Linked DNA regions of Homo sapiens: regions 1 and 2 are each linked to region 3. A link is a loop called in an ENCODE intact Hi-C map of the cell type or tissue named here. Cell type or tissue: heart right ventricle. All regions are shown on one strand.

Evidence for each region. Peaks named below come from ENCODE experiments on the same cell type or tissue, not always from the same donor. Only the 100,000 strongest peaks of a DNase experiment are listed, where the experiment ranks them.
Region 1: it touches region 3 in a loop (4-fold over the local background); 12 of 110 quality-filtered maps call a loop at or near these places.
Region 2: a loop joins it to region 3, with 2.6 times the contacts of the local background. A loop is called at or near these places in 3 of 110 quality-filtered maps.

Annotation. Positions count from the first base shown.
Region 1 is chr15:95,270,299-95,278,298 of GRCh38, reverse strand. No RefSeq gene overlaps it. Among named protein-coding and RNA genes, the nearest start is that of LETR1, 53 kb to the left of the region's middle. In heart right ventricle, no CTCF peak of the experiment used is centred here; no DNase peak of the experiment used is centred here; H3K27ac peaks cover 2,419 bases.
Region 2 is chr15:95,621,205-95,629,204 of GRCh38, reverse strand. No RefSeq gene overlaps it. Among named protein-coding and RNA genes, the nearest start is that of LINC00924, 190 kb to the right of the region's middle. RefSeq lists an enhancer at 1,504-2,205. In heart right ventricle, no CTCF peak of the experiment used is centred here; no DNase peak of the experiment used is centred here; H3K27ac peaks cover 4,695 bases.
Region 3 is chr15:95,835,966-95,843,965 of GRCh38, reverse strand. No RefSeq gene overlaps it. Among named protein-coding and RNA genes, the nearest start is that of LINC00924, 410 kb to the right of the region's middle. RefSeq lists an enhancer at 4,477-4,536. In heart right ventricle, no CTCF peak of the experiment used is centred here; DNase peaks (open chromatin) are centred at 301, 469 and 3,835; H3K27ac peaks cover 4,442 bases.

The DNA of each region.
Region 1 (8,000 bases), 570 kb after region 3:
ATAGATTTGTGTTTTCTATTTTTTAATTAAGGGCCTACGACTGCTGGGCTCTTTATGCATAATTTTATTTAGTCCTCACAATAATCGTAGATCTACACTAACTATAGTGTGTACTATCATATATATGTGTGTGTGTGTGTGTGTGTGTGTGTGTGTGTGTGTGTGTGTGTGTATGAGAACAACTGAGCTTCTGGGGTTAAATAACTCCCCCAAAGTCTCCAGTGGCAAAGTCAGAATTGAGCCTCAAGACAGCCTTTTCTCCAAAGCTCAGTCTTTCAGCTACCCATAATGCCTCTTGACAATGAATCAGAGTGAGGCATCTTGAGATGCCCCCAGAAGAATTTCAGGCCTTGTAACTGACAACCAACTGAATAGTGACATTAAATTTTTTTCAAGTGTGGCTTCACCAGTTGCTGAGTTCATGGACTCTGAAAAGAAATCAGGTGTGAAAAGAAGTACTCGACATGTTTGCAGTGGGCTCTAGCTAAAGAGCACCTTGAAAAGCCAACTGCTAGATTTATGGGGAAGGTCTTGCCTAACGAACTTGTGAAAGTTCCCTGCAGATATTATAGTGTTCTCAGCCAGGAAACATGCTGGATTCTGTACCCCATCAAAGAAAAGCATTTGATGAGACTTCATATCGAAATGTACTGCTTGCAGTAAGAAGTCAGGCTGTAGTGAGTCTCAGAGACCAAAACAGGGCTTAGAAAGAGATGCAGTGAGATGACTTCTCCAGCCTGAAAGAAGCTTCCAGCAGGGCAGCTCAGGGAACTGTTTTAACAAGCTCTCATGTTTACATTAGTAGTGAATGACTTAGGGATAAAAATGTCAAAATGAACATTCCAAGGGTAAGGATAATACTCAGCGGTAGCATTAGAAGTCCAAACCTCTCTGTGCTTATGATTTTGTTGCTGTTTTTCAGATGGTGCTGTGAGTGGGGAGTGAGTCAAAAACTCCGCTGGGGTGTACAAAAGTCTACTCAAATGTCCACAGCATCTGTGGGGGATGGAGAATAGTTGGAGGATCTTTCTCCAGAATCCTTCTGTTCTGTAGTACAAGTATTACTCATTATAGACTAGCACGAAAAATCAAGTGAAATGCGAACTTAAGAGTTTAAAAAGAATAAATGGTGCTTTTCTGGCCTATTAGTAATAAATTAAATAAAAATAATTTTAATTTGTAAGTAATGAATGCTAATCTACATTGTATTAATTGGGCTTAACCAGAGAGTTTTTGTTTACATACATTAGGCAAACAAACAATAGGAATGAGGATTTTTAATAAAGAAGGAAGCCAGAAACACACACACACAAGCACACACACACACACACACACACACACACACACACACACCAAGTAAGAGAATACTAAAAGATCAGAGAAAATGTAATTATACTTATCAAAATGTTTTAATGCAGTGGCCTATTAGTTTCAGAATATAAAATTTATTTGATTTGTTGAGCAACTTGGAGCTTATTTTTTAATCCTTTCAGATAATAGGAACTTGAAACATACTTGGCTGTGTATAAGATATATGTGATATTAGAAAATCATATATATCTGTTAATATATATTCAAATATATTACTAAGCAAAAATATATTTACATGTTTATATCAATGATGCAATTAATAAATGTTTTCACATCCTGTGTCTCAATTTATCCTTACATAAAACAAGTGAGTTACTTATTCTTTAACTTCTCTAGGCAAATTTCAAATATTTTCTGAATATAACTACAGAATGCTTGGTTTGTGTCTCTATGAAAGGTCTTAACACACTCCTGCAATGAATTATATGCATATGGCTCTCCCATACTGGGAATGCCTAGAGGAGAGAAACTGTCTTCTTACCATATTTGTATCTATGGTTCATGCCTGCTCCACATAGACCCCTAGGTTTCACTAGAGAGATCTCAAGACAGTAGGTTTGAAGTAAGAGAATGGGAGGATTTAGAGGCATCTCGACTATACTGATATACTCTGCAATCAGCTTGGCATCTGGGAAATGTTTTGCTGTCTGCTTCATCTCCAGTGCCTTGAACAGTACATGTTTCTCTGGAGCCCCTGCAAGGTTTGTTGAAGGAGGGCATACATCAGGTATTCCATAATTTAGCAACATTCCATAATGTGGCTGCTAGTAAATGGTTGGTTCAGGATTTGAACCCAGGTCCTCTGTGTCATGTTCTAAATGTTGGGAGAATAAATCCCTCCCTTGTCTCAGTGAAGATTTCTAAGCTGCCCTGGGTTGTTGTGTATAGGTGTTTAGCTTATGGGATGGGACTGGAAGGTGGTGTAGGGACACAAAAGGAATTAAACCATGTAAGTTCACCTTGGTTGGCATTTTCATTTCTCCTTTGGATATCAAGCCTGAACAATGATTCTCAAAGATATGTATTAAATTCAATAAGGATTTACTACTACTGCTCACCTATTAAGTGCGAGGAACAGTTGCACTTAGTAGGAATAAAGAGGTAGCTGGCACAAACTATTCTGCCTGTTTTTTGTTTTTGTTTTTCGTTTGTTTGCTTGTTTGTTTTTTCGACAGAGTCTTGCTCTGTCGCCAGGCTGGAGTGCAGTGGCGCGATTTTGGTTCATTGCAACCTCCACTTCCTGGGTTCAAGAGATTCTCCTGCCTCAGCCTTCCAAGCAGTTGGGACTACAGGCGTGCACCACCATGCCCAGCTAGTTTTTGTATTTTTAGTAGAGACAGGGTTTCACCATGTTGGCCAGGATGGTCTCAATCTCTTGACCTCAGGTGATCCGCCTGCCTCGGCCTCCAAAAGTGCTGGTATTACAGGCGTGAGCCACCACGCCCGGCCTATTCTGCCTGTTTGTTGACTGCAGTCATAGTATGTTCTTGCTCCTCCCTGAGCTACTTTTGCTTTGAATAAAACCATGGTGTCATGGAAAGAACAAAAAGCTCCAGGGTAGGGCACATGTTTTCAAACTTATTACAAGAGGGAGCCTGGATGAGAGTATCTTAATATACCTTTTAGAGCTGATGTGTCCTTCTCTCCTTGAGATCCAATTAAATTTACTTTCTGTGAGTTACATGATAGAAAGTGTTACATTGTACATTTTAGCAATTTCAGCTTATTCAGATCAAACAAAAAAAATTAGTTGATTTGACTATCTACAGTTTATCTCTGCCACCAAAGTAAATAGCATGGACTTGAAGGTGCCATCCCAACTATTGCCCTGACATTCCATCACCTGCATTTTCCAGAAATCAGGTGAACGATATTTTTCAGTCTTGCTGCATTTCACCTCTGGAGTGTGTAGACCCAGTCTTAATGTGCCTAAACCAAATGAGATGTGTTATCCCTTCCAATGGAACTAAGCACTTTAAGTAACTAAGGAATTGGAGAGAGAGAGAGAGAGAGAGAGAGAGAGAGAGTTTTCTAAATTCAGCAAGAAAAAATAAGGTAGTCGAGTTGTGTTTCAAACCACTTCTATAATTGGGAGCTAAACAAATTTGTGGAGAAAGTACTTGGTCAACTGTATAATTTCTTCTACTATTAACTATCCAAAACAAACAATTAATTAAAAACTAAACACAGATAATGAAGACTATCTATTTTCTAAAACTGTGAACTTTGGAAAGGGGCGTGCTTTATGGATATCTGTAAGTCCATATTTGGACAACTATCAGTTTAACTTTTAGTAATCTAAAATGCTCAACTTAAACTTCATTTCCCACTTCTGCCAAAACCAGAAGAATCAAAAATACAGTGAAGGGGCATGAGATTTCCAGCTCACATTTCCAATCTCCAGAGGTTTGAAAAACTTCATCTATCTATTTGAATGCCATGGTTGTGATCCAAACTGAATTTGAACTTTAGATACTTAAGAGTGACCCATCACTGTTTAAAAGTCCAAAGTGGCCACAGAGAACCCTACGGACCATTACTTCATTGTTTATTCTTGTAAATTATAAATATTTTTAAAAATTCCAAATTATGAAGTTCGAAGGGGATATTTTATATCTCTCAGCCACTGTCATTTTCTTCCTCCCTTCCTTGGGTGTTGGCCATGTATCTATGAGTCCAGTTGGTAAAACAATCAGTAGCATTGACAGGATGATGTACTCTGGTCCGAAACTACATTTCTCAGCTTTTTCAGTTCTCAGGAGACAGCGGAAAATGTACTTAGCAAACTCTATTATAAAGGTCCATGTTGTTCCAAATATTTAGTTGTACTTAAAGTAAAATCATGACTTCAGATGCCAAGTGAAATAAAGCATAATTTTCACACTGTATGATGGAAAGACTATTTATCATATACATGTCTTTCTCTTAGGATATTATTGTGACAGTATAGCAATATAATGGTTTATAATTACATATATACACACAATATATTTTATAGTGTAACTGCATCATTGTTCTGGACAGGGGTGAGATATGAAAGTCCTAAAAGCAAATATTGAGACTATTAAGTTATCAGAGTCTAAACTGTGGGAGTAGAAGAGAAACAGAAAGAAGAAATGGAACTGTGAGATATTTCAAAGGGAAAAGACACTATATGCATGAAGCAACCACTATTATTTATTCTACAAATAAGTATTCTTGCCATTACTTTACAGATAAGGACCGTGAGGCTCAATAATTAGCAAATAATGGAGCATGACTCAATTCTGTAGGTATATTTGACTTAAAAAAATGCATCCTACTTTTTCATATTCAGTTCAAAAGATTAATGATGGGACAAAGAACAAAGAAGAATTTGGTACCACCAACTGAGGGCTGGTCTGGTGTGGTAGTTGGTAGCTATAATAAGTTAGTACAAACATGTTCTGCTCATGCTACAAGAAGCCAACTGGTGGAGACATCAAGAACACAGTCAGAAATAAATATAGCAATTTAATTTAGGAGAGAGCTGGGAGCTATAGATTGAGCCTCTACATTTAATTGGTAGCTAAAGTAATGAGAACTGTATGAAGGAGAATTAGAGATAAAAACTTCTCAATAAAAATAGTGGTAAGAAGAAGAAATGAGAAAACAATCTTGAGGATTGTCAACACCATGAAAGTCTTAGTTGTTTGATTATTGTTTTAATAGTAGAGATGGGGACATTTTATGTGTCAAAGCAGTGGTCCAAATGAGTTCCGCATCTCAAGAGTTTTGTAGAGTGTTAATGGGTGTTACTCAAAGGGAAAAAAAGGATAAAGTTATAAACCATTTAGGAGACCCTAATAAAACTAAAGTGAATGAGGTTCTTTACTATCTTTAATTGGCTATATTTGTCTTACAAATATCCAAAATGGTGACATGGTATATCATAGTTCCTAAGATTATTTGACTACAGAGTCCAGATTTCTTGGAGAATCATCTAGTGGTACAATTAATTGGGAGAAAAGAGCCAATGAAGAGGGAAACTTGGAATGTCAGAGATGGCAGGATACCCCTGATGGATCTTCTGAGGGGACAGCAAGGGAAGAAATTAAGAAATCAGAAAGGGAGGTCTTGAGGATGAGAGGTAGGGCCTTCAGTTAGAAATCACTACATGGGCCAGGAACGGTGGCTCACGCCTGTCATCCCAGCACTTTAGGAGGCTGAGGTGGGTGGATCACCTGAGGTCAGGAGTTTGAGACCAGCCTGGCCAACATGATGAGACCTCATCTCTACTAAAAATATAAAAATTAGCTGGGCATGGTGTCAGGTGCCTTTAATCCCAGCTACTTGGGAGGCTGAGGCAAGAGAATTGCTTGAACCCAGGAGGTGGAGGTTGCAGTGAGTCGAGATTGCACCACTGCACTCCAGCCTGAGCAACAAGAGAGAAACTTCTCTAAAAAAAAAAAGAAGAGAGAAAGAAAGGGAAAGAAAAAGAAAGAAAAGAAAGAAGGAAAGAAAGAAAGAAAAGAAAGAAGGAAAGAAAGAAAGAAAGAAAGAAAGAAAGAAAGAAAGAAAGAAAGAAAGAAAGGAAGAAAGAAAGAAAAGAAATCACTACATGGAGATAGAAGCAACTAATGAAGACCTGCAGACATGCGTTGAAGGAATGAACAGCATGTTGTGTAGACTAGGTGGCCACTATCTTCTCAATAACTCAGCAGTGAGGTCTCCTTCCAAGACCATGGGAAAGTGTTGAGGTATGGGGATATATTTTAGACTCTTTACTGTGGGACTATAACAAGAACTAACTGGATGTGATACTGTTGGAAATACTAGTGATGTCCATATCCCATTCAGCATGAGTAGGCATCTTAACAGATGGGATGCAGAAATTTGGTGACTGGTAGATTCCAGCTGAGAATGGATATGAGAGATGTGATCAAATGACGAGGATGTGGGAAAGTTGGGTGGTAGGGAGGATAAGGATGCAATGTCTGACTGTGGGGTGAGGGAAGAGGTAAATTTGCATAGTCCGGAAAACTAGAAATGGTGGAAGAGAGGTCACAGTGAGAAACAATTTGTCCTGCACCTGTGAGTGGTAAAGAGAAAGGAGATTGTTGTTAGACAGCAGAAGCTCTGAGAGATTTTGGAGATGGAACAGTTCTAAGGTACATTGCTTTGTTTATGTATTCTTATGTTGAACAAAACTATATGTCCAACATATCCTGCATATGACCTGTACTGGCAAGAAATGTACCAGGCACTAGAGCAATGAAAGTCAATAAAAAATGAAAATCAATCAGTACAAAGCTGAGAAGTGGACACAAAGATGGAAAATGCAAATCCAGTGCAATGAATGATGTCATGGAGATATGCTCAAGCTGTAGTCCTTTGGACCCTACTGATAGGGCCTCATCGGCAGTGCCCATATTTTTCCTTTCTGATGGTTACACCTTTCCCTTCTTCAATCCTGTGTCTCTTTACAAAGCCTTTCTGACCACTATGACATGGAATTTTTTCTTCTTTATAATGACTGAGCCTGGAAGAGGTAGAACCATGCCTTACATGTTGACTACTCCATTTATAAATTTATTTTTCAGTAGTAATCTTTCCATAATGATAACATATATGTCTGGCCATTTGATAATGCCAAACCCTTGGATACACATTATTCCATAGTAACAGAGATCCACAACTGCTCCATGAAATACCCAAAGCAAGTAATGTGACTTCCAGTCTCCATCCAAAAACAAAGCGACCTGGAGGGGTTAAATGGTTCATGCAAAGTCCCATAACTGATGGGTATGCATCTGAGGTCTCAAGGAGTAGAGCCAGGCATGGGGATCTCATACTGAGCTCTTGCCACTCTGCCCTCTTGGGCTGTGGCGGGGACTCAGTGCATTTAGGATAACTTACTGAATGCCCAAACGAACAAACACATACATTTTTAAGTGTTTGATTTATTGAAGGTGTATGCATATCCCAAGGCATGGGCTTATGTGGAAGCATGAATACTGTCTAGAATCACAAATAGAACCAGGAAGTATGAAATTACAGCAAATCTGTCCTGGTTCTCCACACATCCTCAGGCATCCACTTTATTTGACTTTTCTCTGTGCTGTTGTTAAGCAGAGAGAAGGCTTCATCTTAGCTCAAAGGCAGCAAGGATAAGAGCCATGGGAAGCACACATATTCTTCAGGATTCAAACAGCTCCCTAGGAAGAGGGAGCTAGCTCTAGGGAACAGGAAGTGGGCAAGGGAAGTTCTAATTCACTCTATTTCAGGAGTGCATTGCCCTCAACATAGCAGGGGAGGTTTGAGGTTGCCTTCCTTATTGCTCTCTAGTTGAACTCACGGCTCCTTAGAATCAGGAACAGACCACCACTGCATTTTTATGTTTTTTCAGAGCAAAATACACTGAGTAAAATTGTGACTGATCATGAGACGCTAAGAAATAAAAGCATACAACCAAATCTAATCTATTTCCGGCCTGTTTCTTTTTCTTTTGTAAAAAAGTATATTCAGGGGGTACATGTGCAGGTTTGTTATATGAGTATACTGTGTGATCCTTAGGATTGGGCTTCTAATAATCCCATTGGCCAAGTAGTGAGCATAGTACCTGATAGACAGTTTTTTAACCCTCTACCTGTTCCCTCCCTGCTTTGGAA
Region 2 (8,000 bases), 210 kb after region 3:
TAACAGCTCACCTGTTTTAAAAATATCTTGACCCAAATAAGAAAAGCCTCTTTTGAATTAATTACTCCTCATGGGACAGTGAAGGTACTTTCCTTAATTCAAAGTTAGACTTTCAGGATAAAAAGAAAAATAAAAACAAAACAATCTCACAGCTCTCTTTTGCTGGTCAATCTAATAGGAGAGAGGAAAAAAGTCTTGCATTTAAATATCCATTTTGCCTATAAAGATTTTTCATATCTCTCAAAACCAAATTCTTCCATAAGATTGACATTTCAGAAGAGGAGGGAAGGCAGACAGGTGAACTGAGATCAAAATGGATTTTGCCAACCTTCCATTTTAAAGGTCAAGGTTGTTGCAGACTAGCATTGTGTCTTCTGTCTAAAGCTCCCAACTTCATTTCCAACATTCAGGAAATGCCCATGAGAAAAAAAGGAAGAGAATTCTTCCCTTGCTCTCTCTGGGACTTCAAATATATGTGGGTGGATGCCTTGAGTGCAGGACAGTCAAATGACTTTCTATCATGTGTTCTATTCTTCTAGAGGTGGAGCAAAGATGTTTAATTTAATGCATGAATTTTGGACAATTCTGAAAAAAATGGTGTTGTTTCCTTCCATTCTATGTTGTTCTGGGTTGCAATGGTCAATTGCATTCAGTGATTATACATTCACCTTCCGGTAAAATTCAGCTCCCACCTTCTTGCTTTCACCTGTCAGACCATGTATTCACTCTGGAGTTTGTTCTTCGAGTGCTTTAAAGATCAAGTGAAAAGTTTCTGTGTTGTCTCATGAACCAAGGTGTTGCCTCTGCCGTCTTGAACCGATGTGCACATATCTGGCCTGGCTCTGTTCACACCCTGCATCCTGGCCATACAATGAGAATTCTGCACAGTTCTTGCTCTTGAGGAGTGCATGGCCAATTAGGAGGATTCCTTGTAAAAAGATGAGTTTAGGTCTCCTGTCTTTGGAGGAGATGAATCATTTGTGTAAAGTTATAAAAAGTACAACTTTCATAAGCACAGAAGCTAAGTACATTCAGATCCTTTATAGATGAGGGTTGTTTGAATTTTGACCTAATTGTTCTATAGATGCCCTCTTTATGCTAGCATTTAACGTGATTTTAACTCTTAGTAACAATATTTTAAGTATTTACATAATATATACATTGCTATGACGTATTTTGTGTTTTTTGTGATGTATTACAATATTTGTAATACTTAAAAATATTACAGAATAACAATACACAAGCTTTTGGGTTATAGTATCAATATGCAATATATTAAAAGACACATGGTACATGCTTGTTACATAACCACATCCCCGCACACACAAAGAGAAAATGATTCTGTGTTTCTTGAAATCAAGCAAGATATAAGTTAATGAAATATTACTGGTGGAAGGGTCCTCAGAAATGATTGATAATAGTCCCCCGATTTTTAAAATGACCAAACCAGGATTAGAATACTCAGAAAAGTCATCCAGTGGAAGACAGAAGGGTAAAGACAATGCAGGGAGTGGAACCTGGGGTCCTCCTGTGTCCTCCTCCAGCCAACCCTCAGCTCTTAACACTCAGCAACCCGCTCTAATTCTCCAAAGACTTGAGATGCTGGGGAAAGGCCTTCACCACCATCAGATTGCACAAAATAAGCACGTGCAACTGAACTGCTTAGGTTCCGAATATTTGACATTTAACAACCCATACTGAGGAATATCTTTGACCCATCAGTGCTACATCTGAACCTGAAAGAAAAATGTTTATGTTTGTTATTAGACGTAGATATGCCTGCCTCCCTTCCCTGCTCTTAGAGACATATGCCTCTATTGTCAGCTCCGTTTCCTGTGTTTAACCCATGCTCTGTCTCCTCTGATTGCCCCTAATGGAGCTTGACAGTTGTAGAGTTAATCCAAGCTCTGGTCTCCAGGTTTCACCTCAGGAAACAATCGGTCCCCAGAGCTTTAAGGCTTCTTGCAAGGCTATATTCCCCCAGAGTCCTTTCCCAGCCCAGCTGGGGAGCTTTTCCCATTGTCTGCCAAACGGACACCAATTAAGTCAACTGTTCCCCAATTAGAATTTTGCAGAATTTATCTTGTTCTCTTGTACTCCGGCTCCCAAGCAGGGGTCTGTTTTTGGAATTAGTTACAGAAGGAAGAAAATAAATAAATAAATCGCAGCTCTTTCCTGTAACGCGATACCCCTGGGTTTTTCCCGTCAGCCATTCACATAACATGATCCCGGGAAATATGGCAAATGCTTGGTAGCTCTGAGATTTATCATCTGCATGGTGGAACTGTTCTTAGGTCAGGGCCCAAAGCAAAGGGCTGGTGCTCACCCAGGAGGGGCACTCAAGTGACTGGAAAGAGGTGGGAAAACTCCTCTTTGTACCAAAAACGAGGATTTGCTTTGAAGAGATGAAAGCCTGGGGTTTTGCTTTCTGGAGGAAATGCCCCTCCATTTGGACAGCCGACTTTAAGGCAGATGTGTTCTTGTGATGAAGGATTTTGCAGAGCGCGGCATTTCCAGGCAACGTTTAAGATGTCAATCAGTAGTGTTTGAAATCACTCAGGCTGTCACAGCTGGGTGACACTGTGGCTGCGCTGGGAGCCTTTAGAGAATGTGGATGTTGTTGACATCAGAATGCACTTGCTTGTGAAACACAGTCAATCACAAATGATATCTTCCTCAAAGAATCCTATTTATTGTCATACGTTTTTAAGCATTTATTCAGCATGTTCATTTGATAGACTCACAAATAACACAGAAAAGTAGGTGCCTTAGAGGCCCACTTCTCAAACTTTAACGAGCACACAGGTTACCTGGGGTCTTACTAAAATGCAGATTCTGATTCAGCAGATCTGGGGTGGGGCCTGAGATTCTGCATTTTTCCTCAGGTCCCAGATGATGCGGAAGCTTTGAATCCCCTACCATAGTGCGAATAATAGGAGTTGAGACTGATACTTTGTAGGTAAAAGTTACATGATTCTTATTGGATTGGCTTCACAATGACACAGTAAGATTTGAACTTGAATGATGTGTTTAGATATTTCAAATAAAACCCCCTGTCACTCTGTGATTGCCTTCTGTTTCTAATAGTATTCAATCATTTATACGCTCATTAGTTCATCTGTTCTTTTGATACTTATTTGCAACTTATTATGTGTGTGGTACTCAGCTGCGTACTAACATACAGAAACAGACAAAAAAGTCACTGACATTCAGACAAAACATAAGGAAATGAAAGTTTGGCATCTATGAATGCATCCATTGCTACATGAGCAGTAATCTCAAAACTTAGTATTTTAAAATAGCCACAGCATAGCCAGATTTCAATTCTCAAGTCCCCCAAAAGTGCAGCAGCCAAATCTGCCTGGCCTTGTCCACTGACTCAAGACTGGTTAAGCGCCTCTCACCACTGATTAACACTAATTGAAGGCTCAGCTTCCATTTGGTGCAGGAGGCTACTTACTGTACAAGGCCAGGAACACTTGAAAGCATGATTACTCACTCAGGGGGCGTCACTGGCAACTAACAGCTAGTATACAAAATAGCTAAAATGAAAAAACACAAATAAGGACTGTAGCAGTTCAAAGAAGAATAGAATCAGTGTGAGCTAAATTTTTAGAAGTCTTCACCTATAAGACAAGGCAAAAGAGATGAAAGAGTCATTTACAATACTTATATACTTGTTACTTTCATTATTAAAGTTAAGTAAATGCTTGTTGAAATAAATTAGACAACAACAGAAAGGAAAAAGTCACCTATAATCAAATTATTAACTAGATAGCTATTTTAAATAGGCCCTTTATCTTGATAACAGCAACATAACACCAAAGAGTAAGATTTGAAACAGAAAAGCTAAAGGCCATACAGAAAATTATATGTTCTGGGGGAAAGGACCCTCTTAAAAGCATAAGATGACAATATATCAATGATCTGGGTTGGTTTTAAATAATGTGCTTCACGCTTACTGCAGGCTGAGAAAGGAATTCCTTAGCTTGTCACAAATCACCAACACTCCCAGCAGACTTCACTCAACAGTCAGATGCAATAATGTGAAAATTCATACCTCCATACACTTTCCAGCTGCATGCCACCACCGCAAAGAAAACACCAACTATTAGTGAAATGAGGCTGACTCAGTTTTCTCTGAATTATCTGTGTTTAGAAAGTGATCAATAAACCTTGTATAAAACAAAAATTGACATCTACATTTTAAGAGGAGAATGGCTCCCTGAGAAGCCATTTCTGTTTGTCTGTAGTTAAATCCAAATAAGAAAAAGAAAAAAAAAAGTCAAGTGAAGGTATCTTAGGCGGGTGTTTGTAATGGCCAAACAGCAATCATTCATCAAGTAGCCAATGTTAAGAAATAATGACTTAACATTGTGACATATGCATAGCTGTTCTTCAGCTCCTGTCTTGGTGTTTGAAGTATTTCTTTGCCTTGTTTTTCCTTCTTCGGTTCTTCTGTGGCTTAACCACCTAATGCTATATTCTGGGCAATTTTCCAGGCCTGATGTTCCTCGCTATTCTCCTCGCTGTTGTTATCCCAAGAAAGTAATGGCATAGCATTATTAAAATATCATTACTTTCTGTGGGGAAAAGTAAGAAAATGCTTTTATTTAATTTACCATTAATGAGGCCACCTGGAGATGTGCCCAAAGGACCTGGGACTTCTGTTTCAGATGATGAGAAAACTTCCAGATCTTGATAGGACTCACTATCAAAATGTTGTGGGAGTGTTGGGGGACTTGAGGCCACCCTGTCATTTTTCACCAGGGCCTTACTTCTTCTGTCTCAACTGTCCTCATCTTCAGAGGATGCAGAATTCAGGCCATAGGGCTAGAGAAGGGATATTTCTGGCCTGACCCAACCCAGGACAGCCTGAAACGTTTACAAGAAAGTTTGTTTTTAGGAAATTTCCAGTCCAATTATGCTCTCCCTGGAGATGTGAATAGTTCAGATAGCATTCAGATAAGCATCCACAATGTTGGGAACTTCCATAGAAAACAGACCAGCATAGAATTTTTTGAGGCTTGGCCTTCTCTGGATAAAATAGCTCTTTCAGGGTGAGGCAGCCTAGCCTGGTGGTCTCAGGATAGAGGTTAGCATCAGGAGATCCTGAGCGTTATGATTCCTGCTTCCTCTCTGGCTTGATGGGTGGCCTGAGGAATAAAATGAGAGCCAACCTCTGGATTTGAGACAAAGGGACCAATAATGATCAATATCATATTCTTTGACTTGATTAATTGGTGTGACGAATGGGTCTAAAAAGAAAATCACTTTCCAGCCTAAAATGTATACGTGAGATTCACGGGCCAATCGTTTGGGGTGTGCTGAAATCACTCTGAACAGAATTCTGCCTTTTCCATTAACCTCTACAGTTATCTAAGATTCCTACAGTGGCTTGAGTTCTTTATGGCCTCTGGTCAGTGGCAACTTCTACTTTGGGATGGCAATTTTAGATCAACATGGTACCTAATTTTGGCTGATGTAATTAATTAATCTTCATTCATTTTAGAGAACAGCAGTTTCCATGATCTTGAGGAGAAAACTCAAATGTTGTGGCCTGACTTTCAAGTACCTTTGAGCTCTAATTTCTGCTTATCATGCCAAACTCATCTCGAGCCACATATTAAACCATTTGACACCAACTATGCATTTTTTTAGATTCTACTTCCATGCCTCACCCTCCGATGCTCTCCGGCAATCCAGTATTACCTTACTGTAGCACTGCATCATTTTTCAAATTGTTTGGCAACTATCCATTTGTCCACAGATGGTATGTAATTAAGGTTAAAAGCATGGTTTTTGAAGTCATCCAGGCGAGAGTGTAAACTGTGCACTCCCACATGGCACAAAGGTCTTGCCCTAACACTGTTCTGAGAGACTGGACCAAATTTAACTTGGCTTCCACCTGCACTAGGCTATGTCCATAACAGGGATTCCCAACCCCATGCTGAGTCTTTGCTCATGGAAATATATGCTGCCAAACCATGCAAAGCACATCTTCTATCATTTTCCATTCCCCCCCACACCTGGCTCCCAGTCTCTTTTTTTTCCTCTTTTTAAAATTTCCTCATAACCTTTTTTTGTTTTCTTTTTGTTTTCCCTTTAATAACCTTAGTCATCTTTATCTTAGTTGACATTGAACTCAGCTTATACTGGAGTTTCTGTCTCCTGTTGCAGTAGTCTGGATAAAATCTGTCTTGCCTCCTTTAATACATGACTGGTGCTGTTTCTCTTCAATAAGATTGGAATCTTAGGTCTGCTGCTTCATAGTTAACAGGTCTTCAGGAAATTAACTCCTCTAAGCCTTCATTTTGTCCACCTCTAAAATGAGAATAATTATGCTTATCTCACAGGGATAAAATGAGGATAAATACATACAGTTAGTCCAGGTCCTGGGACTTAGTAAGCCCTTAATATACTATAGTAATTCTTAGTATTCTATGTCCCTGTCTGGGTGGATCTCAAGGGATCTACCATGTGTTTTATTCTACCATGTCTCTCATTGCTGAGTTCCTGGCCTGCCAAGGTACCCAATGGTGCCTTCACTGCTTTCTTTTTTCTTTTCTTAGACAGAGTTTCGCTCTTGTCACCCAGGCTGGAGTGCAATGGCACGATCTCAGCTCACTGCAATCTCTGCCTCCCAGGTTCAAGTGATTCTTCTGCCTCCGCCTCCCAAGTAGCTGAGATTACAGGCATGTACCACCATGCCCAGCTAATTTTGTATTTTTAGTAGAGATGGAGTTTCACCATGTTGGCCAGGCTAGTTTTGAACTCCTGACCTCAGGTGATCCACCTGTTTTGGCCTACCAAAGTGCTGGGATTACAGGCATGAGCCACCATGCCCAGCCTGCCTCCACTGTTTTTTGTGCCCAAATCTTACCCAAGGTTTTCTCCAAAGCATCTTCACAGTTTTATTTCTTTTCCTGTTCATGTGCCTCTCTCCTAGGCCTTCCTCTTTCTACTCTATGGTGGCTACTTGGTGGCCTTTTGATTTCACAGAGGAGGACATAACTATAGTATGACTTTTGCCATCAGGTACTTTAATCAACGAAGAGGGTTCCATACACCTAATTTGATCTTTGCCCTGGAAGTTTTTTTATCAAATGAAATGTTCACCTAGCACTTGTCCCTCCAAGTGTTGTTAACCTCATCTCCACAAGTCCTCATATTCTCCAACCTTATAGGGCCTGGAATATCTGAAATCACCCTATTCCTTTGCATTGCTGCCTTCAAACTGGCATTGTTTTTCTCTTGAGCTCATCTCATTCTTATAATATCTTGCCAAATTCAATTAAGAGCAGCTAAATATTGTTTTCCAAAGTCTTCTCCTATTTCAATAGGTAGCATCCGTCTCCCAAATGAACATGGGTAACAGGCTTTCTATACATATGTTTTGAAATGTTTAAAGTTACTTCTTTTGTATTATTTTATTTTTAACTGACAATAATTGTATACATTTTAAGGTATGATGTGATATTTTGATATATGCGTACATTTAGAAATTATTAAATCAAGCAAATTAACATATCAATCACTTCACTTATCTTTTGTGTTGAGAACACTTAAAATCCACTCTTTAAGCAGTTTTGAAATGTATAATACATTGAGCATTGCATGACAAGCAGCTCCATATTTTAATATTTCCCAAATATGATATTCATTTTCTCACCTTCTTGCCCCACTGCTCAGCCAATGGCAATTATTCTTAGTTTTTGTTGTGAGTAATTCTCACTTCTGTTTCCAATTTCTGTATTAATCAGAATAGGAAAGGCTGTACTGTGGTAATAAACTTCCAGCTCTCAGTGGCCTATCACATGAAAGATAGTTTCTTTCTTGTTCAAAGTCCTCTGGAAGAGAAGCAGCTCTCCAGGGTGGAACACTTCTCCAGGAGGATTGAGGGACTCATGTGGCTTATACCTGGTTATATAGCTTCTGGGACACACATCTTTCAAGGCCTCTGTGGTGGGAGAAGGATGGGTATGGAGAACTCACACCCT
Region 3 (8,000 bases):
TTTTCTTTCATTTGGAAAGGACCTCCTCATATACATGCAGAGCAATTTTCCAGTACATTAACCCAGGAGGGATCCTCTCTCCGTCAGCTTAAGAGATAGGAAAGTTGAGAAACAGGGTGAAGGGAAGATGGATGGGCCTGGGATATGAGAGAGGACAGTTTTTCCACTGTCCTGCCCTGTACACCTAGGACAAAGACTTCATTGACTGCAGTGCTTGACATCAGCCTCATAAACTAGTCAGCACAAAAGGTCTGACACTTGAAAGTACCAGTCCCTGCCTTCTTTCTATTGCAGCTGTGCACGGGGGTTGGGCCCAACAGTGGTGTCCCTTTGTCAGCCCATAGGACAAGAGGTGAAGATAAATAGTGTTGACTTTAATGTAGTCACACAATTTTGCTATTTCCCAAAAGACAACATTTCCTCCCAGGCCTCACATCACGGCCCCAGGAGAAAGAACTATCTTCCCTTTAGTTGGGGAGTAAGGGTGGACTGGGCTGGGATCCTGATGAGGGTGTGGAGTGGACATGTGGCTTGAGGGAAAAGGGTAGATGAAGGACAAGTGCAGAGTCATGGGATCTGCTCCTTATCCTCTCTGGGGAGATGGTTTGGTTTTCATGCATTCCAGCTTGGTCACAGTGGTTTCTTTCGTTTTCTCGAGTTCTTTGGAAATGGCCCCAGAGGGAGAAAATGCACACAGGAAGGAAGACTGAAAACATGAAGAATTGTATGATTTAAAAGAGTTTTAAAAACCACTGTGGTATCTTTCTGTTTATCACAAAGCCAGAAAGTAAAATGCTTCCCTGAGAGCTTTTTGGTAATATGACTTTAAAACAAGCACTGGAGTAGATGCCAGAATTCAAGAATCCTTTGTGCTGAAGGGAGGAATTGATCAGGTGTGTGGTCCGCTGCATGAGATTGTTGTTATAATTATTCATTATTTGGCTGGGCATCAGCATAGGTAACAAGTTTTTGTATTATTTCCTCCAGTGTCAGGGAAGGAAAAATTTGAAATACTGAACACAGAACTCACCATTGGGGCTTGATGGGTTATGACCAAGTTAGATCGGCTGCACAGAGGCTCACCCTGCCTGAACGCCACCTTAACTCCCTTAACTACTCTGACTGCAGAACGCCACTCTGATTCTGCCTTTTCTCTCTCTAGAGAGACTATCTGGAAGATAACATGTGAGCCATCCCCAGTCATAAGCATCTGTCTGCAGTCGGAGCTCTTCATGGTCAAAGTGGACGCCAAGAGCTTAGAGCATTCAGGCTCTAAAGAGCAATCTAAAAGTATCTTAGGTGCAGAACAAGGGAAATGTGGAGGCTCAAATACTTATAGACCCCTCATGGTCAGGCTGAAGCAAAGTCAGAACTGAGACATAAACGCCAGAGGGGAGTTCTATTTAACCACCAACAGCCGAACTCAGATCAATCACACGTTAGCTGGGTTTAACAACTGGCGGAATTTTCTTTTTCATTCCCCTGTCAAGCTGACAAGGTTGGAGCTTCCTTCTACTGATGGGCACCTCATTGTGTCATTTGAGCATATCCTTTAGAAGTTACTGATCCTGGTCGGGCACGGTGGCTCATGCCTGTAAGCCTAGCACTTTGGGAGGCCAAGGTGGGTGGATCACCTGAGTTCAGGAGTTCAAGACCAGCCTGGCCAACATAGGGAAACCCTGTCTCTACTAAAAACACAAAAATTAGCCGGGCTTGTTGGCGTGCGCCTGTAATCCCAGCTTCTCAGGAGGCTGAGGCAGGAGAACTGCTTGAACCCTGGAGGCACAAGTTGTAGTGAGCTGAGATTGTGCCACTGCACTCCAGCCTGGGCAACAGAGTGAGACTCTGTCTCAAAAAAATACACCATGGAATACCATGCAGCCATAAAAAATGATGAGTTCATGTCCTTTGTAGGGACATGGATGAAATTGGAAATCATCATTCTCAGTAAACTATCGCAAAAACAAAAAACCAAACACCACATATTCTCACTCATAGGTGGGAATTGAACAATGAGATCACATGGACACAGGAAGGGGAATATCACACTGTGGGGACTGTGGTGGGGTAGGGGGAGGAGGGAGGGATAGCACTGGGAGATATACCTAATGCTAGATGACGAGTTAGTGGGTGCAGCGCACCAGCATGGCACATGTATACATATGTAACTAACCTGCACAATGTGCACATGTACCCTAAAACTTAAAGTATAATAAAAAAATAAATAAAAAAATAAAGTTACTGATCCGAGGTATTTTTAAAACTCCATTGTATACAACTCTGCTACAATCTCATTCTAGAGATCATTTCTTGAGGCTAAGATTTAAAGACGTTTCCTTTGATGAGAAAATGGTTGAGATTGGATTTTTTTTCTATGAATCTTTTCACAGAAAAATGAATAGTTGCAATTTGGGAAAACAAATTTCTTGAAAGTAGAGAAAGTACTGACCGGCTTCCCATTCATATCAGTTTAACCTTCTTTTTAGGAGAATACTATACATAACTGATGCATCTCTTCATGAACTTGGAGTATATATTTTGAACTTACCGTGGCTTGCTTTTAAATGGTTATCTGGCAATAATTTTGACCTACTGGTACATGCTTCATGATTTGAAGAAGGCGGGTTTTAACAATTGTCTATTACTTTTGGAATTCATTATGAGTAGGATATACTTATGTTTATTTATCCTTAAGTAGAACCTGATTGTTCCAAAAACCTACTAGTTATCTCCGAATGCCACCCCCGTCTCCATATCTCAGGTCTGTTTTCTGGGGAGACGGCAGCGTGGACCGAATTATGCCCATCTACCTCTGCCTAGTCAACTGCCCCCTTCCTATTCTCAAGGCCTGAGTTCCATCCTCTTCTGGGCTCTCAAACATAGAGTGTCACTTGGCAACTCAGACATGAAAGTGCTGAGCTTCTTTGTAGCAGAGGAAAAAACAGCTGAATATGATCAGACAGAAACTCCAGTTTGAAGGTGTAGGAAAGAGAAGAGGTTAGGGGTGCTTCAAAAGAATATGCATGTGATGCTGCGGCATGAGCTACTGGAAAATTTGCTATGCTTTTCTGTGTCTTTGGATGCTTCTTTTAGCCCACTCTTCCCAGAGGGCCCATGCTTCCACAGGTTTTCAGTGCCAACCAATGTCTAAAATAGAGGGGGAACTCTCTGAGTAGCTCTCCTCACAAACACAAAGTGATTGAAATTGTTTCTCCTCTTTCTCTTCCCCACCCCATTCACTCCCTGTGCTCTGACTCAACACGTAGGAAGAACTCTCCACCACAGGTTATCCTGCAGAACCTAGAGGTGAGAAGGTCCCTCAGTGTTTTCCTTTTGAGCTCTTCTGCCTGAAAAGAAACAAGGCAGTTGGGAAAATTCATGATTTGGGTTCTGGGGAGACCTCAGTTCTAGTTCATGCTCTTTTAATTGAACTTGGGTAACCATTTAGCACCCCCTCCTCAGTTTTTTTATCTGTGAAATGGGCAAACTAGACTTAAATCTGAGTGATTATTTCTTTCTGTTTTACTCCCTAAGTTCTAACAGTGACCTGAATCGTAAGTACTCATGGAAAACAAATGAGAACGTGGTTAAGAAAACAAACAGATGTTAAAGAGTATAATCTCACTGAAGGTATTAGAAAGGCCAGTGAATTTGATGTGTGTACATGACCAAGCACTTCCTCCACTCTATCTTTAGGCCTGTGTCGTGGAATTGGAATTAATATGTCTTTGGAGTTTTTGTAGTTCTACTTGAGGACACATAGTTTTGTAACAGCACCATTAAAAACTGACTTTCCAGGCAGAGATTTCAGCATGCAGATGCCCCCGTGGGATTCAGCAATTGGCCTGGCGTCCATAGTCTGAATCAGAGTTTAAAAATTCTTTAAAATAAACAGTGGTGTTCTGGCTTGTTGAAGGTCTTACTTTCTGGGGGGAAAAAAAACCACCTCTATTTTTGCTTGCATGGTATAAAGCCTTTATTTTAGGTAAAATGCGTATTTCAGTCCATCTGTATTTATGCCGATGCGGGCTGTGGACACCACTGTGACTCTGGTCTTTGTACTGGGAGCTGAATTGAGTGGCGAGGGCCTTTCTTTGTTTCTCACTGACTTTGTCTCTGAGAGCTAGACTATTGCTGCAGATAAAATGAAAAGATATTGTTTTTAGATCCAAAGATGGAAGAACTCCCTCTGTGCAGAGAAACCAAGTAGAACCAAGGGTGTAGATGCATCATCAGAAAAAGAGTGGCTGGATTGGTTTTGTTCCTCTCTTCACTGATGCTGGCACCAAGAGACTTCTGCTAAGAGCTTATGATTATCTATGCACCTTGATGCCAACTTTATGCAGACAAAGTTCAGTTGAATTAGGGAGCTAGTTGTTGTTTCTCGTTCTCTAGTTGTTTTTTCCTCACTGATCCAACCTCACATGATAATAACTTAGTAAACACGTCTACTTTGACATCCTGCAAACCTCAAACTTAACATATCTGAAACTCAGTTCCTGTCACTGATTAGAAACAAAAGCAAGGGTGGAGAGGGGCTCTGCTTTCTGTTTCATTTCCAATATGTATTATTCTCATTGTCTTTGTTGTCTAAACTCAGAAATTGAGCCTTGCTTCTGAATTTTTTCTTCTCTCTCTTGCTTCCTATGTGTTAACAATGATTCAATCCCATTGACTCTTTCTTCCATCTATGACCTGATTCTATCCTTTCTATTTTTGTTGCCCCATTTAATAAAAGTTCTCAGATTTTTGTGCCTATACTACTGCAATAACCTTCTGAGTTCCCTTTTTTATCATTTACCCAATATCATTCCTGCTGCAACTGTCTCTCTTCTTCTTATGCTTCCATGGTTTATGCCTCATCTTGCTTTTTCACCCAGACTGAGATACTTTCTATTCCCTCATTCATTTCACCTGACATTCTTCAGCAATCCCACTTTGATCCTTCTATGAGCCCAGTAAACACTTTTCCTCCAGATCCTAATTGTACCATGAAGATTTACCATATGCTTCACTATTTTCCTTTGAGAAAACAGATACAATATTCAATGTAGTCTTCTAGGAGCTCTTAGAATTATGAACAAAATTACATGAAGATGATAAATCTGGTCAGAAAGTTAGGTATAGACATAGGTAGTCATAATAATAATAATAATATTGACACTGGTTATCATTGATTGAGTAGCTCTCATGTGCCAGAAAATATCCTAAGCATTTTATTGTCATTGACCCATTTAATTCTACGATAACTCAGTGGGGGTTGGTCCTCAGTATCCCATTTCACAGATGTGAAAACAGATTCAGGCAGGTTCAGTACAAGGAGCACATATTTTAAAGGAGCTCCAGAGAATTATGAAAGCCCAGCAGAAGGATGACTGCCATCCAGTTGGGAGAAGGGTTGTAAAAGAGGTGATAAAAGTAAAGGAAAGTGATTTGGTATTTTCCACTTAGTTAATGAGAAATGCTACATTTTTTAGTCTTACATTTTTATAGTTCTGTGAGTTCAGGTTTTGCTTGTAACTGGATGGTAAGCTCCTTGAGGATGGGTATTAATTCTTTTTTCTGCTCCACAGCATCTAATCCAGTGCTTTTCATATAGTAAGTGCATGTTGATTGAAAATGAACTCTCTTTTGTAATTCTGAGCACAAAGGTGCTGCATTCCAGTTTTTGCTGTTATTGTTACAGTTCTAGGTATATACTCTGAATTAGCTGCTACTTTGATTGTTGGGAGTTAGGTTGCTTAGCAATACACGATGTATATGTCAATATAATTATAATAATATTATTTTCAGATTTTTAATTTATTAAGAAACACTTTTGGACCTGTTTTTCCCTACTTATCCTATACAAAAGTATTTGCTAAGCAGAGTTTGATTTACAATGGAAAGGATTAGAGCTGGTATAGGTGAGCTGGTGTAAGCTGTGAATGACTTTCACAGAAGTATTACTATTCTCTAGATTTTCTCATCCTGGTAGTGCATCCTTTTTCATGCGTCAAGTGACTTTCTCACAGGGTTGTTGAGAGGATTAAATGAAATAATAAAAAAAAAGTAAAGCAATTAGAACAGAGTCCAGCACATAGTAATGTTATATTGGTGTTAAATATCACCATCGCCATATTCACTATCATCATCATTGTCCTCCTCATCATCATCATCGTCATCACTCATGTCCACACATCTTTAAATGCCATTGGATATCAGTGACCAAAATGATGACCTTAGTTTCAGTACTAATATCAATACTGCCCTTGGTTGTGTGGTCTTAGGAGGATTTATAATAATAGATTTACCTAATCTTCCCAGAGCAAAGACAGATGTATTTTATTAATATACAACTAGTGTCATCACTTCTCATATATCATATACGACATTCTTCTTGGGGGAGGATGCAGGGTCCTCTTCTTGGAAAAAGTATCTATGACTCCATGGACACACATCCACTCACTTCCTATGTGGCCTTCACTCAGTATCCTTGATCAAAAGTGGATTCCATTCACATTCCATTCAATAAATACAGCTATTTTAAAGGTCACTTGAAAGTTACTAACAAGTAATAGCTCTGAAATGTGTGAAATAAAATTGAATTTATGATTGATTAGCAACTTTTTTCACAAATAATTTTATCTTCAAATTAAATGTAATTAACTGTTACAAAAGAGAAGTTATTTGTGATTTAAATGAAAAACAAATTTAGGATAAAACATACTTTGCTAGTGATCCATTTGTTCTTTCCAAGGGTAAATAACACATATTTGTATGAAGAGAACTATTATAATTTTAATAATACCTGTTGAGATATTCCTGTCCTAAAAGCTGCATGTTCAAAAATATTGATTTGGTAGTTTTCTTCCTGAATTTTCCTGAAGTAAACCTAATGTAGCGTTTTGGGTGCAGTGGCAATCACTAAGCACGTGGTTCTTTCAGTTCAACTTTCCTGTAATGCATATTCTTTTTAGTAAAATTTATTGCCTATAATACAATAAAATTTAAAAATAAAAGAGATTTAAAAGAAAGTCTTCATAAAAGTAAAATAAAAATCATTGGAAGAGAGGCAACATGAGTCTTCCTAGTTCACCCTTTACTTTTTAATTGAAAATCAGACAAAGGTGGAAGAAATACAAACTCAAAATAAGGTTAAAAATGATTAAATACATGTTATTTTTAATTCATTATCCTTACTACTCTCCTATTGCTGCTGGCTGAGGTTTGGGATCCCTGGAGTAGAGAAGTGTTCCTCTTTCTTAAAGTACTTCCTTAAACAAGAGTGCCGTTGAAACCTAAAGCAGTGTTCAGGTGATTTTGATGAGAATTACTGACTGTGTATTGTTTTTTCTTAGATATGGTGGTAATCTTTATAAGTAATAGTTATTACCAAGCTATTTTAAGAATTATTGATATAATAAATTCATTGTTTTTTTCTGATTTTAATCAATGTGTGATCAAAAGAAATCATAAATAAGGTCTGCATCAACTAGAACTAAGTCTCATAAAAGCACAAACTCAAGAGTAGGTTTGAAAATGAATTTGTGTACCTTAACACTCAAATTTGTTTCTGTTTGGGGTTTTAAAATATACAGTTTTCTGAGTATTCGAAAAATTACAAGACTCAATATAGAAATTTCAGAATTTGAAAGACCATATAAAGATTACTTTATTATAATCCTTCAAGGGGAAACTTGGTTAGAATTATTTCTATTTTAATTCTTCATAAATGGTGTATACAGGGAACATGCAAATATTTAACAATCAGTCTGCATAGGCATTGATCAATAGGAAGCATTGCTACATGTAAATAGTCAATCTGGATGAGTTATTCTTTGCTGAATATCATCTCTGCTGTGTGTAAACATATATATGTTAATAATGCATGCATTTACAAGTTTATATATTTGCTATAATGCATACATATATAATATACAGTCTTATAAATTTATACACTTTGAATGTAATAATTACAATTTTGATATTTAGACTATTCCTACTATTGTTTAGTTCTG